Regions from separate parts of the Mus musculus genome. Here all the other regions are linked to region 2. A link is a loop called in an ENCODE intact Hi-C map of the cell type or tissue named here. Cell type or tissue: left cerebral cortex. All regions are shown on one strand.

Region 1 (8,000 bases), 280 kb after region 2:
CAGCAACCAGCAGATTGGGAAAAGATCTTTACCAATCCTACATCTAATAGAGGTCTAATATCCAATATATACAAAGAAATCAAGAAATTAGACTCCAGAGAACCAAATAACCATATTAAAAATGGGGAACAAAGCTAAACAGAGAATTCTCAACTGAAATTTGAGGAAATTTGAATGGCCAAGAAGTACCTAAAGAAATGTTCAACATCCTTAGTCATCAGGGAAATGCAAATCAAAACTACTCTGAGATTCTACTTCATACCAGTCAGAAAGGTTAAGATTAAAAAAAAAAAAAAACCTTCAGGTGATAGCAGATGCTGGTGAGAATTTGGAGAAAGAGGAACACTCCTCCATTGCTGGTTGGACTTCAAGCTGGTACAACCACTCTGGAAATCAGTCTGGTGATTCCTCAGAAAACTGGACATAGTACTACCTGAGAACCCAGCTATAGCATTCCAAAGCATGCATGCAGAAGATGTTCCATAGAAAGAACACTTGCTCTGCTATGTTCATAGCAGCCATATTTATAATAGCCAAAAGTTGGAAAGAACCCAGATGTTCTTCAACAGAAGAATGGATACAGAAAATGTGGCACATTTACACAATGGAATACTACTCAGCTATTAAAAACAATGACTTCATGAAATTTGCAGGCAAATGGATGGAACATAAAAATATCATCCTGAGTGAGGTAACTCATTCACAAAAGTGTGGGGCAGAGGGCTGCTCACAGACAGCCTGGTCTCTAGTTGACCAAAGGTCTGGAACCGCGGGGACCCAATGGGTGGTGATTTCCACCTATATGGAACAGAACATGTTTGATCATGTCTCCTGGGCCCCTGGCTCCTGTGGAAGTTAAACTCCCACCACCCACCACCACCTCCACCACCACCACCACCACCTCCACCACCACCTCCACCACCGCTGCTGCCGCAGGAGAGGTATGTAGCTAGCTATCTGTCTTGTAGGAGCAGCACCAAGCCTTCCCACATGCAAATAAGGTTTCTCCCAAACTTTCAGTCCAAGCCAATGAGAGGTACCTGCTGTCAATCCTGAATCACCCCCAAAACTGTATATAAATACTATCCAGGAAATTAAAGGTGTGTGAGAACTACTCTGCCATCTGAGCCTTTTGTTCCAAGAGCTGTAACACTTGGGAAGAGATCTCCTCTCCGGAAGCCTGAGGCTTTGCCTGAGGCTCTGCCGCACTCCTCATTGGATAGTTGGCCTCTCGGCCCAGCCTGAGTGCAGAGCGGCTTGGCTCCGCAAAGACTTCGCCTCCCTGACCACACTCTCTTCCCGTCGCTGGAACCCTCACACCAGGCCTGGCCAGAGATCTCCATGGAAAGTCTCTTGTACTCAGGCTCACACGAAAGAACACATATGATATGTACTCACTGATAAGAGGATATTAGCCCAAAAGTGTGGAATATCCAAGATACAATTCACAGACCATATGAAGGTCAAGAAGCAAAGTATTCCTTAAAGGTAGACTGCATACTCAGCCATAGGTGACCAGCAGAAAATGAATTCAACAGCATCTTTGGAGGTTCTTTGCCTCATAATTTTTTGTCAAGGCTTTTAAAAAATACTATTTTTATTATATATTGTCATATATTGTTATTTATTTATTTATTTATTTATGCTCTCCAGGTCCTTTGTGTATAACTTTAGCTTCCGGTTTAGTGTTTTTATGGGATTTCTGACTGTGCAGGTGACTGGGTCTCTGCATATATATCTGTTTCTTGTGACTTTTTGTGGGCTCTTTTCCTTCTGTTTGTTTTGTTCTACTCCGATGTGTTAGTTTTTGTTCTTTCTTTTATATGTTATAATATATTATATTATGTTATAGTATATTTTATATTACCTTAGAATTCTGACTATTTCTAAAGGGAGACATACAGGGATAGATCTGGATGGCAGGAGAAGTGGGGAGGAATTTGGAGAAGTAGAGAGAGGGGAAACCATAATCAGGACATATTAGAAAAGCTCTATTTTCAATAACAGTATATAAAAAGAGAATACAGTACTCACCAGGAGATAAGGCAGGAAGGAGTGAGGTCATTCTAGGTTTGGCCTCTTATACTCTTATGTTTTTGATGCATAAACTAAGATCATAGCACATATCTATTTATTCAAAATTCAAAGCACTAAGAATGTTACCACCATAATGCTAGGGAATACTATGTCATAAGCCTAGCTATGCACAGGTGTTGACCATGGAGCCTGTGCCTTGGGCCGAGCAATGCTTCTGGTTTCTGTGAAGGTGTGTTAGTGCTACTGACTTACCTACTGTATTGATGGTGTAGCATTGCTTCGGTGACTGCTGTAGAAGAGCTCCATAGAATCAATATTATCAGGAGACATCTCACTGTGCACTTCCCTCAAGACAAGAGGAAACCTTTATTCTGATTAATTTTGACCTTAATTTAAGCCACCAGGAAACCACAGAATGAAATATGGCCTTCCCACATTGACTTTGCAGGGCCTGAAAGCCTAATTCAGTTCTTTGATTTATTCCTCTGTGGTAAAGATTTTTTGTGACACATCTATTTGATTTTATATTTTTCATTTCACTGAAAATGTCCTCACATGAATGAGCCAAATATGCAGAGTGGCATTTGCCTGTGGGGTTTTGAATGCTGGCGTTGTCACGGTAGCGCTCTACAGTTTCTGTGTGTGTTGCTAAAGCCTACATCCTTTGTACAAGTGTGTAATAAAACCACTTGATTTATTGGGCTACTACAGAGGTTAAATGAGATAATGCATGTAAGGTGCTTAGGAAAGTGCTCAGCACATAAAACTTAGATGTTTGTTACAGCACTGATGCAATGAACAGGGCCAAGCACTGGACAGATTACCACACATACTGTATGAGGAGAGGGCATGTCTTGCCGGAAGTCTTGGTCTCCTAGGCAAATTGTAGAAGAGGTTCTTCTGAAAAGTAAATGGTAAATGGAAAGTAGAGTCTTTTTTAAACCCAACCTACGATGATGACATCTTTTATTTCTTAGACTACATGGCAATGGACTTAATTTATTTGATACTAAATAGAAGAATAAAATAGTGGTTTAGTCAATGGATGAGGTGAAAAGAATGAAACAAGTTCCCACAAGAGTACAACACAAGAGAGATTAATTGTAGTGAGTGGTCTAGGAACTGGAGTACCATTAATTAGTGGGGATGCAGTTTGCAGGGCAGTTCTCTGTTAGGCTAGATGGTTCTGTGCATTGCAAGACATTTGCCATTGCTGACCTCACTTACTAAATGTCAGCAGCAGCCTCCTCATCTCTATCTTTATGATAACTTCCAATTTTCTACTCATGTGGATACTATCCAATTAAGGCCCATGAAAACTATCTAGAGGTCAATTGAGACTATGACCCAACATCCCTAGAATAGTCCTAATTTCTAGCAGTTATGTTTCTACCTGTGGTCCTTTCATTCAAACTTGTACTGATGTACATGACTTTGTAGCAGTGGATGACTCCAGGACTAGGCTGCAAAAAAAAAAAAAAAAAAAAAAGGTACAAATTAGGCCCGAGACCCTGTAGTGCTGGAATGTAAGGAATTTCCCAAAGGATGCTTTAAAAACATTTCAATAGGAATGGGAGTCAAATTGTAGTGTTCTCCGGGATCAATTGGCAATTTGTGCCCAAAATAAAATGATAGTAACAAATTATAATGTGTTGAAGAAAATAAGAATCAGTGGTCCCATACTGATAAAAGTGTATCAATGGAAGAATGGAAAATCCTTTCTTATTCTCAATAAGCCAAATAATAAACACACAGAAGGAATGATATTAGGAGCAAATCAGAACGTGGAAATCTTTCCAGCATTGATTTTGCATGCCAAGAGCTGAGTGAAAGTTTGAGTTACCAACTAATTATACAATTTCATAACTTGTGCTAATTGCAAATGGAAGACAGTATGTTTACAGCAGAAAAGCCTGACAGTAATGTGACTAGTAACAGTGCAGAGACATTTGGCATCCCTCTTAAAAGTCCACCACTCAAATCTAATCAGCAGCCAGTCTAACACGACTCCTAACCTGCTCTATCAAAGTCATTGATGTTGTGAAGCAGAGTGAGAATCTAGCATGTAAGGATAGAGGAAGACGGCAACTGGAGCTTTCCATAATCCTGAAATTATATCAAAACGCTAAACTGACAACCAAAACTTTCCTGCTTGGGAGGATGCATGACATCAATGCCCAAACAGGGGAAGCTGGCAAGCGTCAGCACTTCTACATTTTTCACAGTACTGAAGATGTGGGCAATGTTCTATTAAAAGAAAAGGTAACATTATATTGGAAAGAGGGTTTAGAGCTGTTCAGTTATTCCTTTCATTCAGGGTATGTTCATTGTTAGTTAGAGTGCCTTGGAATATGATGCGATAACTACTCCCACAAGACACTGCACCTTCATACTCTCTGGCGAAGAGAAGGTCTAGGGTCCACATAGACTGACAACATTAACAATAATCACAACACTGGGAACCTATACCACTAAATATTTGGCATCACTTAAAAAATCAGAATTAGAAGAAATAATTTAATTGCTACCCAAGCCCTCCAAGGTTAGTTTAGGTCTCACTTCACAGCAGGGGAACCTGCTGCATAGACTAACTTGCAGCTGCTTGATTCAGAGAGATGGTTGCTCAAAACCATCCAGGAGGGCTCCATGTGCCAGGCTTTCTCTTTATGACTGCTCTAGCCTGCTTACCCAGGGGCTTTGAACAATGACTGAAAAGCAGACTGAGGTGCAGAGGATGCACATTTTCTGCACGTATCTGAGGGACTTTACTCCATTTGAGGACAGATGTGTATTGTCTGTACAGCATGGAGAATGGAGTTCAAGTTCAGCAGGGACGTCAGAAGTCAGGGACCTATACAGACAGGAGAGCAGCTGAACCAAACCATGGGGTCAGAACAACACTGGGGTGCTAGGTCTACTGTTGACTCACTAGTTAATGGAGAGAGAAAACTGTATCTAGCCGAGAAGGGGGAAACTGGAGGACATTTCAAAAACAAGAGAAGTGGTGAGCTTCAAAACTAGGAATGACATGTAAGAGAGACACTGTGAATTATCTCCTCAGAAAGTCTTGCTTATTGTCATATCTCTTATGAGGTTCTTCTCTACAAGTGACATTCACTTATCTTTATCAAGGAGTAGGCCAGATGGGTAGAACAGGACAAAAAACCAGCCTCCAAAACAAGGGTCCCTTTAACCATCGTACCCTATGAGCCACCATGTTCCACAGCAGAAGCATCAATGTCAAGAAACGGCAAAGGCCAGATGAGGCCACAGATTCTCTTTTCATCACTGTAGCTATCCAAAAAAGAAACATAGCTATTTCAGCTTCTCATGATTTTTTTTTCCTCGGTGTTGCACTGAATATTGAAGTCAGGGCTTCAGCCCCGCTAAATGCCTCCTCTTTTCCTGGCCTACATTCCGAGCCCCTTAGCCTCCTGTGCTCATTATGAGGATAATTTGAGGCAAGCATATAAAGTACTCCGCTCCATGCCAGCCACAAAAAAAGGTTCTAAATACATAGCACCTGCTGTGGCCATTTACACAGAAAAGAACTGAAGCTTGGATTATTTAAACATCCGTAAAAATCCACAGAAGGGCCAGTATAGTTGGCTTAGTCGGTAAAGGCCCTGCCTGGAAACCTAGTAACTGGAGCGACATCCTAAATCCCACATGGTGGAAGGAGAGAGGTGACTTCTGCAAGTTGTCCTCTAACTCCCACACATATGCTGTGGTGTGTGTATGCTCTCCTCAAATCAATAAATCAACCAATCAATCTATATAATTTTAAAAAATGTAAAGCCACAGAGCAAATGGCAAAGCTAGGGTCAAAACTCAGGTTTCTGCTTTCTTCACATTGTATGTGTGTGTGTGTGTGTGTGTGTGTGTGTTGCTTTCAAATTAAGCATGGCTCTTGAATGTTTCATTGGCAAAAATATAAAATAATAACGATAAATACATTTCTGAGCACATGGAAACTATAAGAAACTCAGATGCTAATTTCCACAATAAAGTTTTATTGATCCATAACCAGGCTTGTTCACTTACATATGGACCACGACTTTTCTGGCTATATTAGCTCAATTAGGTAGAGGGAATGAGATCATTTATCATTTCATAGTTAGATTTTTACAAAACAGAAGTTGTCATACTTTTACTGTAGACCTTTGACCCTGATTGTTCAGCTATTCTCAAAGGCTTGTGAATCTAGATTGGTCTTGACATAGCCAAATCTTCTAGCCTCCTTGGGAAATTAGAAAATTACCTTGCAGGTTGCACTGAAGTGTTCCCTGTTGGCTTAAACAGGAGCGTTTTCAAGGCTCCAGATGGGAACTGATTTCTTTCATTCATCTTATCAAAAATCCAATCTCACTCCCTTTCATGTTCGAGAGGATTTGATTAATTAGGGCATGAGGGAAGGAAAATGACAGTCCCTGATGCTGGGCTAAACTAGCTGTTGCAATCTCAGCTCCTCTTTCCCTTGCTTGACAGGCCCCCCGAGTTCCAGCCTGTCTAACCAGTGTGCGGTTAGAGGCTGAGTGCATGAGCTCTGAGTCAAGCATGCATTGCCATGTGGCTTTCCAGGAGCTATCCCTGCCACTTTGAGTGAGAGAGCCTCACATTGCGGTTTCAGTTTCCATAGATCTACAATGCGAGTAATGAGCAAGTCTATGGCTTTGGGTGATTTGTAGAATTCTGCTTTCCCTCCCACGTATTGGCTTTGTGATGATTCGGTAAATATTAACAAACATCATACCTTTGTGCATTTTTGTTTGTTTGTTTTCTGCCTACTTGTCAGCATCTAAGAGGCTAAGCCTCTTACCTGAATCAAAAAGTCCTGAGGATCTTTCTGAGCTCAAGCTCAGTCTGGTCTACATAGCAAGTTTCAAGGCATCCAGGGATGCACTAATATCATACCTAAAAAAAAAAGCCTGGAAAACATCTTTACAATTTTTTAAACATAATTTATGCACAATGTACAAAATTTAAATCAGAAATCACAAACAGTGTCACAGAAAACATGTCTGGGAATGCTTGTGGCTCAGAACAACCCTAGCCTGGAAAGGATCCAGGGATCCTCATTAGCAGCATAGATATTTTACTTGTTACAAAGTCATGCTGGAGCACCACTTAAGAAGGACAACAAATTGTAGCCAGTACAGCAGCAATATTGGATGTTATGAACACCCTGATGAGCCAAAGAAGCCAGATGTAAAAGGACACAGACTACAGAATTCCATTTATATGCAGTCGAAAAGGAATGAGGTTGTCTGAACTGCATATGTCACCTTTGATGGTTCAGGGTTGGTGGTCAGTATTGATGGAGAATGTGGGAAATGGAGGAAACATTGAATGAATACGTAAAAAGTGGATGTAGTCCCTGAGCAGATGTATATTACTGATATGACATGACCCAAAAACCAAGGCCTCCAATCCATGGGAAACTGGCAGTCTTTCCCCTGGGTCAGGCTCAGAAAGGCAAAGCTTCCTTCTGGTTCAGGTACTAGTGTTTAAGAACAGCTGACAACTGTGTGCAAAACCTAGGAAGAACAGCTTCCTTCTTCAAGATGTTTGTAGTCTGAGACTGCTCACCTACAGAAATCTCTTACAGACTAGCTAAATCCTCCTATCCTATCTTGTACTTAATGAACACACTAAGCTAAGCTTCTGGGTTGTGGAGGTAGTTTGCATGACACCATCAGAGAAAGGATAGAACATCTGACCCCAACTTTTCTGCACATGCATCTGTGTGTCCATTCTTTCTTTATCTCCCCACCACCCCTATTCAGGTTCCAATGACCAAACCATGCTGGATTAGATGAGATTAGGATTGAGAGAATGTAACCATGCTGCTTCCTGGCTGCTACTATCAGGGTGTGCTGCACTTACAAACAATGTATCTATAAAATTAGACTTCATGCTTCAGTAAAATAATAAAACCTAAAAATACAGAGGGTTCATTCCTA
Region 2 (8,000 bases):
TTTCTTCATTACTCATTACTAAGTTTTACCTTTCTGGATTACTTGTCTTGCTTTACGATTTAATACTTTTAATCTTCATTCTATGTCTACTTCATCTTTATATCATCTACCACTTATTCTTATAGGTGCACACAAAGTGTCTTCAACACATCCATGGGCAAAGTATAGTTTTATAGTGAGAATTGGATTGGTGTTTTGTTCAGGAATCAGCCTTGGAACATTTCTTGAGTAGTAGTAGTTCTTTTTGATTCCTGGCTTAGATTCTTTGTCTCAGGCTAGTATTCTATAGCATCGCAGTAGGAATTATCTTTCTGGTATACCATTAAAGCATAGAAAGCATACTAAATTTAAAGTCATATATGCCAATACTTAATTTAAAGTCATTGTAGCCTTGTCTTAATTCATGTGAGTGTGCACATATAACTTTTTAAAGATTTATTTCATTTGTATGAGTACATGGTCACTGTCTTTGGACACACCAGAAGAGGGCATCAGATTCCATTACAAAAGGATGTGAGCCACCATATCGTTGCTGGGAATTGAACTAAGGATCTGTGGAGGGGCAGTCAGTGCTCTTAACCTCTGAGCCATCTCTTTAGCCCAACATAATTTTTTATTAATTAAGAAGTAGCTTTTAGTTTGTCAGTTTTTAAAAAAATATCAATCACTATGTGGTAGGCACTGGTCTAATAATACAGAGACAAATAAACTGTATTCCAGATCTTCTAGAGTTTTAAAGGTTAAATCAAGTCTGGCATATTCTCTAAAGACTCCATTTTCAGTTCTACCACTTCCCAGAGCAAAACATCCTCCCTCTGAGGAGCAGGGCACCAGGAGTGGCCTGCTATTGTATCTAGGCTTAGTGATTCATGAAATGGATATTACTTTGTAAAGCACCTGTTGGAAGCAGGGTCAGTGAGTGATTCAGGTCAGATCTGAGAAACCTGACACCCAAGGAGTCGAGGACCATTAAAGTCTAGGGTGGCTCTTGATTTCCTGCCTCCGCTTGTGAGCCATCTCTTGGCTCAATTCTAAATAAAAATTCTTCTTATCCCAGAGAGGGGGAAACGGAGATTCAAAAGGTGAAGGGTGTGAAGAGGAGAGTCGTGCCAGGCATCAGAGCAGGGATTCCAACCTGGGTCTAGAAGAAACAAAAAATGAAACCAAAAAACAAAACCCAAAACTCAAACCAAGCACCATCCCCCTACCCCCACAGTTCACACTTCCCTTACTTGAGGTTTCCTGAGGGTGCATCACAGGAGAGGAATTAAGATCTACCGGGTCTGCCCCACCCATAAGTAGTCCTTTTCTAAGTCAACTGAGCAAATTTTCAGCCATGTTCTGAGCTTGGGTCAAAGCTGCAGCTAAAGATGACTACTAGAGAGATTTGGTTTCTTCCAGAAACTCAGGTCATGTGGAGAATGTTCAAGAGCTAGGAACATCATGTTTGATTATGCTGTTTCCTGTACTCATCCATTCATTTACTGAACAAGAAAATCATCTAACAGAATTGTACCAATTAATCAGTCGCCCCTCCCCCACCACAAGTTTTCCCCCACAGAGCCCAGAAAGCACTAGGAAACTTTTTTCTTTTTGTACACACTTTTAATTTTTCTCATACAGTATATTTTGATCATTTTTCCTCTCCCTAATTTTTCCCAGAACCTCCCTATCATTCAACTTCTTACCTCCCAAATCTTTTTAAAATACCACTCAAAAGCACAAAAATGAAACCTGGAACAAGCAAAAGATCAGTACAACAACAACAAAAATGTCAAAGTAAAACAAAAACTCCACAAACAACATAACCACAGAGTTCGTTTTTTTGTGTGTTAGCCAACTACTGGTGGGCCCAAGGACTGCCCTGGATTGTGGGTGATATAACCAGTGACACTCCATGGAAAAACTGATTGGGAAGCATGCCCCACATCTCAGGGACAAGCAATCCAATACTGTAGCTCCGTGTGTCTTCTAATTAATAAGTATGCTAGTGATGAAATTACTGTTATTGTCTTTGGCAGACACTGAAGTAAATTTCTTTTAATCTGGTAGGTTATAAATTTAGTATCAACCCTAGAAATAACACTCTATCAACCTGATACCTTATTTCACAATATAAGCCCCTGTATGACACTGTCAATCATTTTTTTAAATAGAGGTGTCTTAAACAGTTGTTCCTTGTTTTCAATACATAACTTAATAATCAAACTCAGGAAACTTACAAAGTGTAATATAGCGGTGAGTCCTTTAACAAAATCCATTCTTTGTGCCTGAGTTAATGAATGCTCATATTAATAAAGTCGTGAGCAATAGAAGCCAGAGCCTCCTGAAACCCCTGTAATTACTGTGGAGAAAAGTGAAACGATGTGCCTTGATTTCCAGCATCCAGACTTTTTGGAACAAGCTCATTTGGACAGGAGCCAAGAAATAAGTCTCGCTGCTGCAATTCTCCAAGGCTTTGTGCAAATAGCAATGGGCTGGAGGCAAGGAAGGTTAACTTGGAACATATTCTTTTTTTTTTTTTTTCTTTTTTCTTTCCCTGGGCTTCTTCATTAACTCCTACATCCTGCTATGAGAAAATTCGTTTTCAAGTGTCACATCTTTTAGCCGGTTTCCATACTTTCAGTATACATGAGGTAAAAGTAACACGTGGATAACCTTCCCTGACAGGCCCTTTTCATTTATGACTTGAGTTTGGGTTCCTACCCAGGCCTTCAGATTACATCCTCGCTCCGACCTACCGGACACTTATTTGAATACTCGGTCCACTCCCTGCTTCTCATCCTTGAACCAGAAACCTGGCTGTTCTGAGTGGCGAGGTCACACTTTTACCCCGTTAGTTTCTTGCACAAGCCTAATGCACAGAAACCCCGGAGTGTACCCACGGCGCCGTTCCGTGGCCACTAGGTTCCCGCCCCGCGCCACGCCGCCTCACAGCCAGATCCCCGGTTCCCGAGGGCGCACTGCCGCTTCCGGGAGGTCGTCCACGCTACTCCCCTGGCCGCCGGTCCCGCCCCGCTGGTAGCCCGCGCGTGCGCGCTTGGCCGCTGGAGCGCGCCCGGGCGCGCGCGCCGGAGGGGCGGGGCCGCGCCGCTCGCAGTTTGTCCCCGCCTCCGCCCCGCGGCGTTCCGTTGTCGCCCTGGCAACCCGAGAGCGGCAACGGCGGAGGCGCGGGAGTCCGGCGCCGCCTCTCGGCCGCCACGCGGTAGGCAGCGGCCACACGGCCCGCGCTGTCCCCGCCTCCCGGCCCGCCCTCGCCGGCCAGAGTGAGCGACCGCCAGTCCGCGGATCCCGGCCGCCGTCCGGGCGCGCGCAGCTAGCGGGCGCGACTATGCCAAGATGGTCCTGCAGGCGCGGAGCAAGCACCGGGACGCGGCTCCCAGGCCGCCCCGGTCGGCCCGCTCGTCGCCGCCGCCACTGAGCGGGGCATCCGAGGTGGACGCCGGGGAGCTGGGGTCGGAGCGCACGCCGCCGTCGCCGGGGCGCAGGGGCGCGGCGGGCAGGAAGGGACCCCGCGCAGGGACCGCCGCGCCCGCCCCGGACGGCCTCGCGGGCCGCCTGGCGGCCGGGCTGCACTGGGCGCTGGGCCTGCGGCGCGGGCGCGGCCGGACCTGGAGCACGCTGCTGCTAGGTGAGCCAGTTAGCAGCCCTCTCTGACTTTTCCCGGGACGCTCCTGCCTCCTCCCTACTCCTCCCCGCTCCTTCCGGGGCTCAGCTCCACACATCCTCTGCCCCGCGGTCCGCCCGGGCTTTTAAAAACATGGCCCCGAGATCAACAGCTGCTCGGCTGGCCGCGGGCGGGCTGGTCCGCGCCGAGGAGACTGGATTCTGCCTGCATCCACAGTCCACTCTTTACCCCTGGCCCAGCCGCTACTTCGGAGGATGGTTTGCTTGGTGATGCGAGCGATTCCTGGAGCTCGAAATACCCAGGTTTCCTGACTTAGAAAGTTGCCAAACTTATAATTAAATTTTAGCGTGCTTTTTCCCTTCTTGGCCGCAAACACTGAGGGTGGCACTTCGTGGTTCTGTCACTTTTCAGGCTGCGTCGTGTTTTGGATGCCCAAGCTTTAACCTTGCCTGCTGGCATCTCTTTACCTTCTTCCATGCACCAAATGGATGGGATGTAACTTGTGCCTAGAAGAAATAAAGTTGAGGCATTTACGTGTGGACTATCTTCTGGGTTCGTTTTCTGTGACTTTGTCGGATAAGGCAAGTTTATAGAAGTTGGATTAATAGGCCTAATTTTAACAAGCCCTTCATAAGGATTCTGTGATATTTTTGCCACGATGGGATTTAGTTGTTGAATTATGTAGTGATATTTTCTTACTATCTTTTCCCTGTTGCTTAATGACCTCTAAGAGTTTGGGGTGCTTGAAGTTTGGGGTTTAGACAGACAATACAGCAAAATCAGCCTTCCTGTGGGGCCAGCCTCTTCTGCAGCTGTATAGTTATTGAAAGCCAGTCATGGCTGTGTGTTTGTGGGTTCAAGAAGGCTGGCATCGTTACTAGGATTTTTTTTTTTTAAATACTTGGGTCAAGATTTGGCAAATTCATTATTTTCATCATTCCCTCCTTCAGCAGCTAGCTTGAGAACATGGCAAGTGTACAGGTTAAATCCACCTTGGGGAGGCAGCGTGGTACAGTGGCTGAGGTTGAAGGCACTCAGCACTGGTGCAGAGTGCTTGATTTTGGTTTAAGTCTCACTTTGAGGGCCTTCCTTCTGTGTTATATGGAGTTATCCCATGCCCTGCTTACCCAGGGATGTCCTGAAGAGCAATACCAACTCCTTGGGTGATGCATGTTTGTACCCAAAGCATTTTACAGCATCAGTTCCTATGTAAAAGCAAATGCATAATCCTGATTTCTGATCCCACGGCAGAAGAAAGCTCCAGCGTTTGTGAACGGCTAGTACAAACAGCAACTGTAGTAGAGTAAGGGATGACACTGTTTATTTTAGGGAGAGACAATAATAGATTTTAAAGGGTCCTGTTCTTTTCATGTTTTGTGGTACAGTTCCTTTGGGTTTGCTTATACTGGATGGCTTATATTTGGGTTTACTAATGCCCTTGCAGAAATACTGTTTTGTTCAATGCAGGTGGGCAGCATTTCTCTTGACTTGCTCTTTTTGACTTTGTGAGTGGAAGTACAGTGAATGTGGCAGGCCGTAGTCTTAGGTGTACCCTGGATAGAGGTCACCAAGGGTGGGAGTTAGGAGGAACACCACAGTCTCTGTCTTCTCGCTTGGCCATCTGCTGTGAGACCACACAGCACCTGGAGAGAATGAAGGCTCTGCTGAAGGATCAGGATCTGGTGTCCTTGGGTCAGTTCTGGCCCTGTACTCTCAAGGCCGGTATCCATAGTGATTTCTTTTGTACCACCATGTTGTGGAAGCTCAGAAAGCCACTGACCCTGCAGAGGGTCAGCAATTTCCATGTTTTTGTAGGCTGTGTAACTAACTACATTTCCTCCGATTGATTTCATCCCCCGGTGTGTGTGAGAGTTGCATCTCAGGGTGGAACTTTTAAAATAACTCCTTGGTCTTAACATGGTGAGAGGTTTTGCTAGTCACTTGTTGCTTGAATTACTTATAGCTGCTCAACTCTAAAAACTACATATTAAGCTGTGATAAAATGGCTTTATTCGTATTTTATAATAAATTTCCTAACTTGGAGTGCCATTACAGCAGCACATGTTAGAACTGGTTAGAGCTTTTCTTCATGTGTGCTGGGCACTGATAAGTCACTTGCCAATGTAGCTCTTCCATTGTTGGGCAGTGATGAGCATTACCTGTTTTAATAAGTACGTTTGATTTTCTTATATGTGAACATTGCTACTTACTTAATGGTGATGATTAAAGAGGCTCAAATTGTTTATTTTTAGTAGTTTCAGTTCACTTGCTCCCAGCTACAGGAGACAGTGGCGGAAGAAGAACCTTGAAAATGTTTTTCAAACTTTCCTGACCACAGAAAATAATATACATTGCCTCTAACCTGCTCCCACCATAGGAAGCTCATCTTAGCCCATAGATATGTCTGTATAGATTTCTGTGTTGAGGCAAGAAGCACTAATAATTGAGCTATCTTCAGAGGTAAGAACAAGGTTGAGAAACCTACAAAGGGTGTTAAGGCCGTGGACAGTAAGGCTCTACTACTGGAGAAGAGTGAGGTGTGGAGAACTGGCTCTGTCAAGATGTGTGCTCAGCTGCGCTTGAGGGAGCCCAAGAGGAGTTACACAGCCTTTCCACACTCTGGTCTCCTGCTTGTAGTGACCTTGGAGGCTACTGAAACAGGCTGTAGAGTCAACCTCCTGGGACTGGGGTCAAGGCCAAGAAATGATAGACAGTTATCAGCATGGTTCCAGTTCATATTGTCTTTCAATAAGTTCTTTTTTCTTCTTTCCCTCTGTGCTGGTTAATTTTAGCTGTCAATTTGACACTGCTTTAGAATTACCTGGGAAGAGAGTCATAGGGACTATCTATCTCTTGGCCAGTAGGAGGTTGTCTTTACTGTTGACTGAGGGAAGAAGACCCAGGCAGTTGTTTGCTGTGCCATTCCACTCCCTAGGCAGGGAGAGAGGAGGAAGCTGGGTGAGAACAAGTAAGCGAAGATGAATGCCTTGCTTCTGTTCTCTGTGCTCCTCTGTGAGTGTGATGCCCTTGCTCTTAGCTGCCTTCCCCGCAGTAATGGGCTGTAACCTGGGATTTCAAGCCAAGGGAACCGTCCCCTCTCCCGTGTTGCTTTTTGTCAGGATATTTCACAACAGCAAGAGAAATGAAACTAGGACTTCTGTACAGGCCATGCCTCTCTTCCCATGCCTGCTTCAAATTTGTTGGGCTTCCGAGCCAAGAATTTAGCCTTTTAACATTTAGTTTAGAAAATGTGTAAGATGAGAGATTTGCATTAGGCCAGCATTTCTTAACCTGAGCTGTATACTGGAGCTATCTGAACCCTTAAAATGAACCACATATCAGATGACTTAATTGTGTATCTAGGGGTGTGAATATGGCAATGGGGGAAGTGTTGTAATAGGTTTTTTTTCCCGCCCCCCGTAATAGTGCTTAGTTTTTGGTGCTGGGAATTGACTTTGGGGCTTCATGCATGTTAAGTAAGTCCTGTATCTCTGAGCTTTTTGAAGCACATGAGTATCCCTGGGAAATGGAATTTTCATGGCTGAAGTCTACTGAAACTGTATACCCCAACTTTTATTTATTTATTTTTCATTTATTTACTGTGTGTGCACACCCACACACATGCATGCATGTGTGTATATGTGCATGTGTATGTGCATGTATAAATGTATGTGTGTGTATATGTATGTGTGTGTATATGTGCATATATGTATGTGTGTGCATGTGTGTGTGTGTGCATATGTGTGTGTGTGTGTGTGTGTGTGTGTGTTTGTCACAGTGCTTGTGTGTCAGGATAGCTTGCAGGTATCAGTTCTTTCTTACTGTGTGAATGTCTGGACTAGAACTCAGGTTGTCTGGCTTCCACTGAGCCTTCTGCTCTGCTCTGCCCTCTTTGTTGAAATAGGCACAAGAACTATGCAGTTGCTACAGTTCCCATAATCTTTATTGTTTCCTCAGAGTGGGGACTATTGGTTGCAGTTGCCTGAATGAGACTCATCTTTCTTACACCTACCTATGTCCTCCACCTTATTAAAAGAAGGAGGAAAAGTTCTGGTAGTTGGAGAGGGCTCTGTTTCAGGGTGAAAGTGAGAAAAGTGTGTATTGAACATGTACACAAAACATGCTAGCAGTCCAGGGCTGTAATATAAGATGCCATTTGTAAAAATTGTTAAAAGTAACTAGTGGTTTGAGTAAAAATGGCCCCGATGGCCTCACATAGTTAAATGAAAATGCATGGGAGTGGCATGAATCTTTAGGGAGTGGCACTGCTTTAGAGGGATTAGGAGGAGAGGCCTTGCTGAAGTAGGTGTGGTCTTGTTGGAGGAAATATATCATTGAGGATGGGGTTTAGGGTTTCAAAAGCTCAAATCAG
Region 3 (8,000 bases), 290 kb after region 2:
GCCTGGTAAATAAAAATTAATGGAACTAGAAGAAGTAAACAGAAATTATATTTTGAGTAGGCTGAAAAATTAGTAAGATTGGAGACAATTTGATCTACACTGTAAACAAATTTTAGGCAAAACAGTACTTTGCAAATCTGCAACAGTACCTATTATTAGTGCTTAAGCAGAGACTAGTTTTAATTTAAAATATTCACGGTTGGCAATTAACTTAGAAAAATAACAAAAATACAAGTCAACAATCTTAGTGAATTTGAAATTTAAAAATAAAAACATGTAAATAACAAAGACTGAACCACCAACTAAAAAGCATGCAGAGGTTAGACCTAGACATCCTACACTTTTGTAGCAGATGTGCTGTGTGGTCTTCATGTGAGTCCCATAATAACTGGAGCAGAGACTGCCTCTGACTCAGTTGCCTGCTACTGGATTCCTTTTCAGTAACTGGATTGCCTGGTTGGACCTCAGTGGGAGAGGATGCACTTAGTCCTGCTGCAGCTGGTTGTCCCAGGGTGGGGTGGCACCCAAGGGATTCCCCTTCTCTAAGGAGAAAGGAGAAGGGTAGTCGGGGAAGGATTTGTAAGACTGGGATTGGGAGAGAGGAGGGATGGGGGTGCATGATTGGGATGTAAAGTGAATAAATTAATTAAAAAAAAGAGAAGCCAATGAAAACTTTCAAAGCAGATATATGGACAAAAATGCATTCTTCTTTGATTTCAGATGAATTAATGGGTTTACATAAGTTTTAGATATCTTAGATTTATAAAACAAACAAACAAACAAACAAACAAACCAAAATTGATCAAATATAGCAAAAGAGATAAGAATGGAATCAAAATGAGGTGGTAATAAAAGTAACCCATTAACACTACTGAGTTGAGACCAAATGATCTTTGAGGCTATTTATAATCTCTACATGCTTGCATTATCAAAGAATTGAAAAAAGTGCAAAATCATGCAACTGAAGAAGACTCCATAATGGAAGACACCACATATAGGTGGTGAATATAGGGAAATCAAAGTGGTACACACCTGGGACTCATTCATCTGTACTGGCTAGTTTTCAGGGTTACCAGAGATGGGACAAAGTAATTACCACTTTCACCCAACTATAGACTCAGCAATCTACAATAACTACTGGCCCAGCAATCTACAATAACTACTGGCCCGACAAGATTGTGACTGAGCCCTTGGCACAAGAGTGACACAAATGTTATTAGATTAACCAACCACTTTCTGATTGGATCTAGCCAACTCCATGAGCTAGAATCCATACCTGGAACTGGTAACATATTCAAGAACCTGTGGCTAAATAGAATTAGACCCTACAGGAGAATCCAATACCATTATTTCACCAGATGGGCATAACATTAGAATGATTCCTAATGACTTATTGCTATATAAATGGATCAGCTCACCTCTTAACTCTCATCAAAGAAGTTTCTTTATAGAGTAACTATCTAGCAATTAATACATACACCTTCAACTGATTAACAAGCATACATAAAATAAAATAAAACTAAAAGATAATGCAGCCTCAAATAGAACGAACATATCAGATTGGTTTTTCTAAAATTCAGGAATCTTTGGGGAAGAAGAAAAGGAGAGATATTAAGAGTCAGAGGTGGTAGATAACATAAAGGAAACACTGTTTTCCAGGTACACATGTAAACTCACAGTGAGTATAACATGTGCACAGCCTATATAAGGTCCAGCTAGACATAACCTTCAGCATCCAGGGATGGAGATGAGGGGAGGTGGGCATGGATAAACTGTTAGCATTTGATGGATGCTGGGAGAGGGAGAGTCGATTTACTTTAATGCTATAATCTCTGGTATATCTACCATGCTACAGGACAGGTCCCACTCCCAAGAGTAGCTAGCCAACAAAAGTGGATTTGACAGGGCAGAGGGAGATAACTCAAATTTCAGGGGTTACAAACAAGAGGGGCAGATTGGCCAAATATGGGAGGGGTTGGGAGAGGGACATGAATATCCTCAAAATACATTTCTTAGAATTAATTAAAATATTAATTAAACTATTTTTTGAAGTTCACAAAACATAGTAGTGAATTTACCGAAAGTAGCACAACAGGAAACTCCAGGGCTCTATTCTTCTAGAAACTAAAAAGCTGGGAGAAAGAAGTAAACAAATGAACAAATGAATAACAGCAAGCCTGGTCTATGAGAGACAGTGAAACACTGATAACTAGGCAAAGCATAGGGAGAAGTTGACACTGCCAGCCACATTGTTGTAAGAGATTGTTATAGCACTCCAAATTGCCACTCATCACCCTCTCACTAGATCATTGGTGTCACAGAAGCGTGGCACTACTGGTGCATGGACGAAGAAATATGGACATTATTCTCAAAGATGTGTGGTTTGTAAAACCGAGGGGGTAAATGTGGACCCTGTTCTCAAAGTTGTATGATTTTGTTTCAACTTCTCATCAAGTTTCCAGATGGAATGGTTTACCTGTGGCAGGGGGACATCAGACACTACCCACTTAACAAACTGTATTCTCTGCACCTTTAGTTTTCATTGTTGCTTTTGTTCTGTGGTTTTGGTTGAGTGTGTGGTGTGAACATGTTTATGTGTTGTTTCTTTTTACTGCAGTCTCAGTGGAGTATTTTTTTCCATTTTGTTTCCCATCTCAAATGCTCTTTTTTCTCTTTGATACTGTCTGTCTGTCAACTCCATTTATTTTTTTCCGAGACAGGGTGTCTACGTATAGCCCTCCCTGGCTGTCCTGGAACTCACTCTGCAGACCAGGCTGGCCTTGAACTCAGAAATCTCCCTGTCTCTGCCTCCCAAGTGCTGGGATTAAAGGCATGCGCCACCACTGCCTGGCTCAACTCCATTTTTGATTGTTTAGTTGCCTTATTTCCAACATTTTTGTTTTTTCCCTTTTCAGAGTCTCGGTTTCCTTGCTAAGTTATTCCTTCAGTTTGGGTCTTTCCTTTGCATTGTCAAGCTTTACATCCTCTTGGCTGGTTATGACGTCATCTTAATTTTCATCCTTCATTCCTCTTCTCTAGCCCTCTACATATGCATCATTCCTTTGAAAAGTAGAATTCTAGATTCTTTTTGATTCATTTCAGCTAGTTTGTCCTCTTTGCTTTTTTCCTGGTTTGAAGAGATTTGAGACCTTGTGGAGCTGCCATGGTAGCCTTCTCTCTGTTTCCATGTTATTCACGGCAGTCTGATAAGGGTTGGAATGGATGTATACTCTGGTGTTTTCATTTCCTTATTCTCATGACTTTATTTTTTGTGAATTTTCATGGAAACTTATCTCTATTGAAGGTGGGCACTGATAGAAACAATGACTAAACAACAGGTCTGCCCTGTAGCATTCAGCAAAATACTTTTGTACTTCTATTATAGCCCCTGATATGATTCAAGAAAGGAGGGCCAGGAAACTGCTCAAAAATATAATTTATAGACTTTTAGAGCTTCTAAAACTATTTTATGAAAAATATTAAATTATTACAAATATTTAAAAAGTTTGAAACTAAGAGTAAGTAGGGAAAAAGAGTAAAGTAGAAACAGGATAAAGCATACTCCTTAGCAATATGATAAATAGCAGACAAAGTAGAGAGTAAGTGCAAAAAGGAACAGATAGTAGTCACCAAGGCATCTCAAGGCAAGGCATTGGCTGTATCAGGACAACTAAACATTGGAAATACAAAGGTGTAAAGAGGAGGCGTGGGAAGACTGTAAGAGACAGTGGTTATGGATAACATCAAATAAACCATGATTTACAAGCAGGGCAGATGCATGTATATTAACTCCAAGTGATTTTGGCAGCTTGCATTGAATTTGGGTTACTCCATCCAGACAAAATCTCAACAAAGAGAAGTAGAGGAGGACACTAAAACCACTACTGGCTAAGGAGTTACTAGCATTAGATAGCTTCTGGGGGTTCAGTTTTTCTTTCTTTCTTTCTTTCTTTCTTTCTTTCTTTCTTTCTTTCTTTCTTTCTATCCATCCATCCATCTATCCATCTATCTATCTATCCATCTATCTATTTATCTATTTCTATTTTTTAATTATGTGACCCATGGTAGGTTAACTACATTCCAGGGCACCTCCAATCCCAAGACCATCTGGGCAACACAAACTGGACTAGTTAGGAACAGAAGGAGAAGAATAATCTCAAAGTTGGAAAGGATGGATGGTTGAGAGTTTGGAAAGGGGAGGAGTAGAGAGGAGTGAATGTGATAAATATACATTGTAAGAAATTCTCAAAGAATTCATAAAATACATTTTAGAGCAAAGAGAATATAAGAAAATGAAGTCAAATTCATAACATCTATCAGCATTTCTTCCTAGCTGGGAGGGATGTGGTTTGCCCTGCTCCCCACATTATATTTCATATAGCTGTGTGAGCAAGTAGGAAGATGGCTATTCATCAACAACACAAATAACTTAGACAGGATGCCCCTCCTACTGAGAAAAATGTTTGTGTCAGATGTATCTTTTGGTAGGTGCTTCCCTATTCTGAACAAGGGATGCCTCTCTTAGTATTTTGCGCCCACTTGCCAGCTGCAGCTTTCTCTTCTCTGTCCTGAATAGTCATGCTTCCAGGCTGCTTCCCTCAATGTTCCTGGTTCTGTGGAGGTGGGTTGTGGGAGGGCTGTGTTTACCTTTGCTGTGGGGTGTTCTCTTTTAACTCAGATCCAGGCTCCTTTTTTTTTTTTTTTGCCTGTGTTTTAATAGTCTGTCTGAAAACAGTTCTATTTACCTATGAGACTGCCTTATAGCTCCTGTCTTATACAGCCATGCTATTGCTTGCCTGTATGGTACTGTGTTCCACAGTCTTCAAGCTTCACAGTGATAGCAGGGAGGTTATACTATTCACTTCAGTGAAACTCAGCTTTGTCACTGAAGCTCATCATGTCACATTTCAACCAGAATAGAATCTCTGCAGCCAATGGCGTTGCACTTCTGATCTGGCCACATTTCACCTAGCACATGTGGCACCCCTGGAGCTAGCCATATTTCAAGCAGCCTACTCTTTCTGCCACTCGCTGAAGGTTGTTTCTCCACATTTTCAAGCCCATCATTCCTGTGTGTTTGCTAGTGATCTTCCTCTCTTCTGTCTTCGGCGGGATAGAGCCTGTTCTTGTTCTGGTTCTTGTTCTTGTTCTTTTTGTTCCTTCTCCTTTTTCCTCTTCCTCTTTCTCCTTGTTATTCCACTTTAAAGGGAGAGGATGGTGGTATGGAGAAGTCAGTATTCAATTATATGCCTCTTAAAGGAGAGTTAGTTTAGATTAAAAATACAAAAATAGGTGTGAAGTCAAAGGGCAATGTTTTAGTTAGGCTTTCCATAGCAGTGACAAAACACGATGACCAAAAGTAACCTGTAGAAGAAATGGTTTATTTTAGCTTACAGGATAGTGATGTATATCACAGCTAGTAACTCAAAAAGGACAGGAACTTGGAGGCAGGAACTGATGTAGAGGCCATGAATGAATGTTATTTACTTGATTGCTCCTCACAGCTTGAACAACTTGCTTTCTTACTGCAGCCAGGACCAGCTCAGGGGTGACACTACCCACAACTGGCCGGACCATCCACATCAGTCACTAGTTTAGAATGTTTCCTAGAGGTCTGTCTACAGGCTCATCTTATGGAGGCATTTTATCAATAGAATCCCTCTCCCCAAAAGACTCTAATTTGTGTTGAGTGGACATTAAACTAGACAGAAGAGACAGAAAAAAATAATTGCATAGATAATGGTTAAAAGACATATGGCACTAATATCAGATAAAATAGACTTTAAGCTGGGTGTGATGGTGCACGCCTTTAATCCCAGCACTTGGGAGGCAGAGGCAGGTGAGTTTCAGAGTTCAAAGCCAGCCTGGTCTACAGAGTGAGTTCCAGGACAGCCAGGTCTACACAGAGAAACCCTGTCTTGAAAAAAACAAACAAAAAAAGGACTTTAATACAAATATCATAAGAATTAATTGTGGATATTCTATAATAGTAAAATGTTCACTCATAAAGAAGCTATAATAATAAAATGGTCATTCATAAAGAAGCTATAATAAGTATGTACCTAAGAAATTAAGGAGCAGAGCTCCAAAATATAAAAAGTAGATTAAAAGGATTAAGTGCAAAAATATTTCTATAGTGACAACTGCAAACTTCATTTTCTACCTCCAGAAATGTGCATGTCAGTAGCACAGATATCGTCATAAAATCTACAACCACAAGCAATACTATTCTGATCAACTGGAATAGCAGACATCTATGTCACAGCCCACTCAACAACAACACATACACTCTCTCTATGAGCACATGGAACAGTCTTCAATAGTATGTGAGGTCAAAGAACAATCTCAATATATATTCATAATTAAAATCATACAAAATGTTTTTCTCTAACCATATCAGAATACATCTATAAACCAATGAAAATAGAAAAATAAAAATTTTTACATATATATGGAAATAAAACATCAGAATCATAAGTAACAAATGGATGAAAGATAAAGATACTTTCTAGAAAAATAAATATAAAAACACAATCTCCAGCCCACCCACAACTCAGCCTGAGGCAGAGTTGGTGCTCTTGACACCCTTCCACACTGAGACAGCTTGACTTCTAGGAGATCCATCACCTACAGGCTTACAGATAATACACCACCCTTTTATTACCTGGCCTAACTGGGGCCACCATTGGGTCCAGCAGAGGTGGGGCCCTATCAGCATTAACCTGCCAGAGATACATAATCCTTTGGTTAACAACTGCGCTCCAAAGCAGATCAGGTGCTCACACCCACACCCATACCCAGAGACAGATTGACTGACAGAAGGTCTGTTATAACGAGGATCACAGGAGGGACAGGACCCAGTCAGAGACAGCAAGGCCAGTTAATACCTGAGATAACCAGGTGGTGAAAGGCAAGTGCAATAACTAAGCAACAGCAACCAATTCCACTTGGCACCATCAGAACCCGGTTCTCCCACCACAGCAAGCCTTGGGTACCTAATACACCTGAAGAGCAAGATTCTGACCTAAAATCCGACGTCATGAAGATGATAGAGGACCTTAAGGAGGACATAAATAACTCCCTTAAAGAAATATAGGAAACCAAAATCAAACAGGTGAAGAAATTGAACAAAACTGTCCAGGATCTAAAAAAATGGAAATAGAAACAATAAAGAAATCACAAAGGTTGACAACCCTGGAGATGGAAAACATAAGAAAGAGATCAGGAGTTACCAACAGAATACAAGAGAAAAAAGAGAGAATCTCAGGCATGGAAGATACCATAAAATATGATAATATAAAAGTCAAAGGAAATACAAAGTGCACAAGGTTCCTAAAGAAAAACATCAAGGAGATTCAGGACACAATGGAAAGACCAAATGTAATAATAATAGGAATAGAAGAGATTGAAAATTCCCAATGCAAGGGCCAGGAAACATCTTCAACAAAACCATAGAAGAAAACTTCCCTAACCTAAAGAAAGAGATGATCATAAACATACAAGAGTCTAAGGAATGTCAAATAGATTGGACCAGAAAAGAAATTCCTCCCATTACATAATAATCAAAACACTAAATACACAGAACAATGAAGGAATATTAAAAGTGACAAGGAAAAAAGGCCAAATAACATATAAATGCAGACCTATTAGACTCTAAAAGTCAGGACATCTTGGTCAGATGGCATGCAGACCCTAAGAGAACATAAATGGCAGGCCAGACTACTATGCTCAGCAATACTCTCAATCACCATAGATGAAGAAACCAAGGTATCTCATGACATAACAAAATTTAAACAGTATCTTTCTACTAACCCAGCTCTACAGAAGATAATAGAAGGAAAACTCTAACACAAGGGGGAAACTATACCCAAGAAAAACCAAGAAATTAATCATCTCACAAGAAACCCAAAAGAAAAGAAGCACACAAGCATAATACCATTACTAACATCAAAAATAACTGGAATGAACAATCATTTCCTCAGACTAAAAGGCTGGGAAAA

The links. Peaks named below come from ENCODE experiments on the same cell type or tissue, not always from the same donor. Only the 100,000 strongest peaks of a DNase experiment are listed, where the experiment ranks them.
Region 1: it touches region 2 in a loop (2.3-fold over the local background); 2 of 42 quality-filtered maps call a loop at or near these places.
Region 3: a loop joins it to region 2, with 2.6 times the contacts of the local background. A loop is called at or near these places in 2 of 42 quality-filtered maps.

What each region holds. Positions count from the first base shown.
Region 1 is chr9:24,222,642-24,230,641 of GRCm38, reverse strand. The region is part of intron 3 of Npsr1 (neuropeptide S receptor 1); the gene reads right to left. Among named protein-coding and RNA genes, the nearest start is that of Npsr1, 130 kb to the right of the region's middle. In left cerebral cortex, no CTCF peak of the experiment used is centred here; a DNase peak (open chromatin) is centred at 4,221.
Region 2 is chr9:24,498,470-24,506,469 of GRCm38, reverse strand. It overlaps Dpy19l1 (dpy-19-like 1 (C. elegans)), which reads left to right and starts at 3,330. Exons shown (of 23, transcript NM_001359948.1): 1 at 3,330-3,631. The coding sequence starts at 3,340. LOC115487153 (a long non-coding RNA gene) reads left to right here and starts at 3,937. Exons shown (of 2, transcript XR_003948106.1): 1 at 3,937-8,000. In left cerebral cortex, CTCF peaks have their summits at 1,838, 3,216, 4,607 and 6,485; DNase peaks (open chromatin) are centred at 3,174, 3,760, 4,707, 6,563 and 1 more place; H3K4me3 peaks cover 3,309 bases; H3K27ac peaks cover 1,748 bases.
Region 3 is chr9:24,208,403-24,216,402 of GRCm38, reverse strand. The region is part of intron 3 of Npsr1 (neuropeptide S receptor 1); the gene reads right to left. Among named protein-coding and RNA genes, the nearest start is that of Npsr1, 110 kb to the right of the region's middle. In left cerebral cortex, no CTCF peak of the experiment used is centred here; a DNase peak (open chromatin) is centred at 4,566; H3K27ac peaks cover 1,812 bases.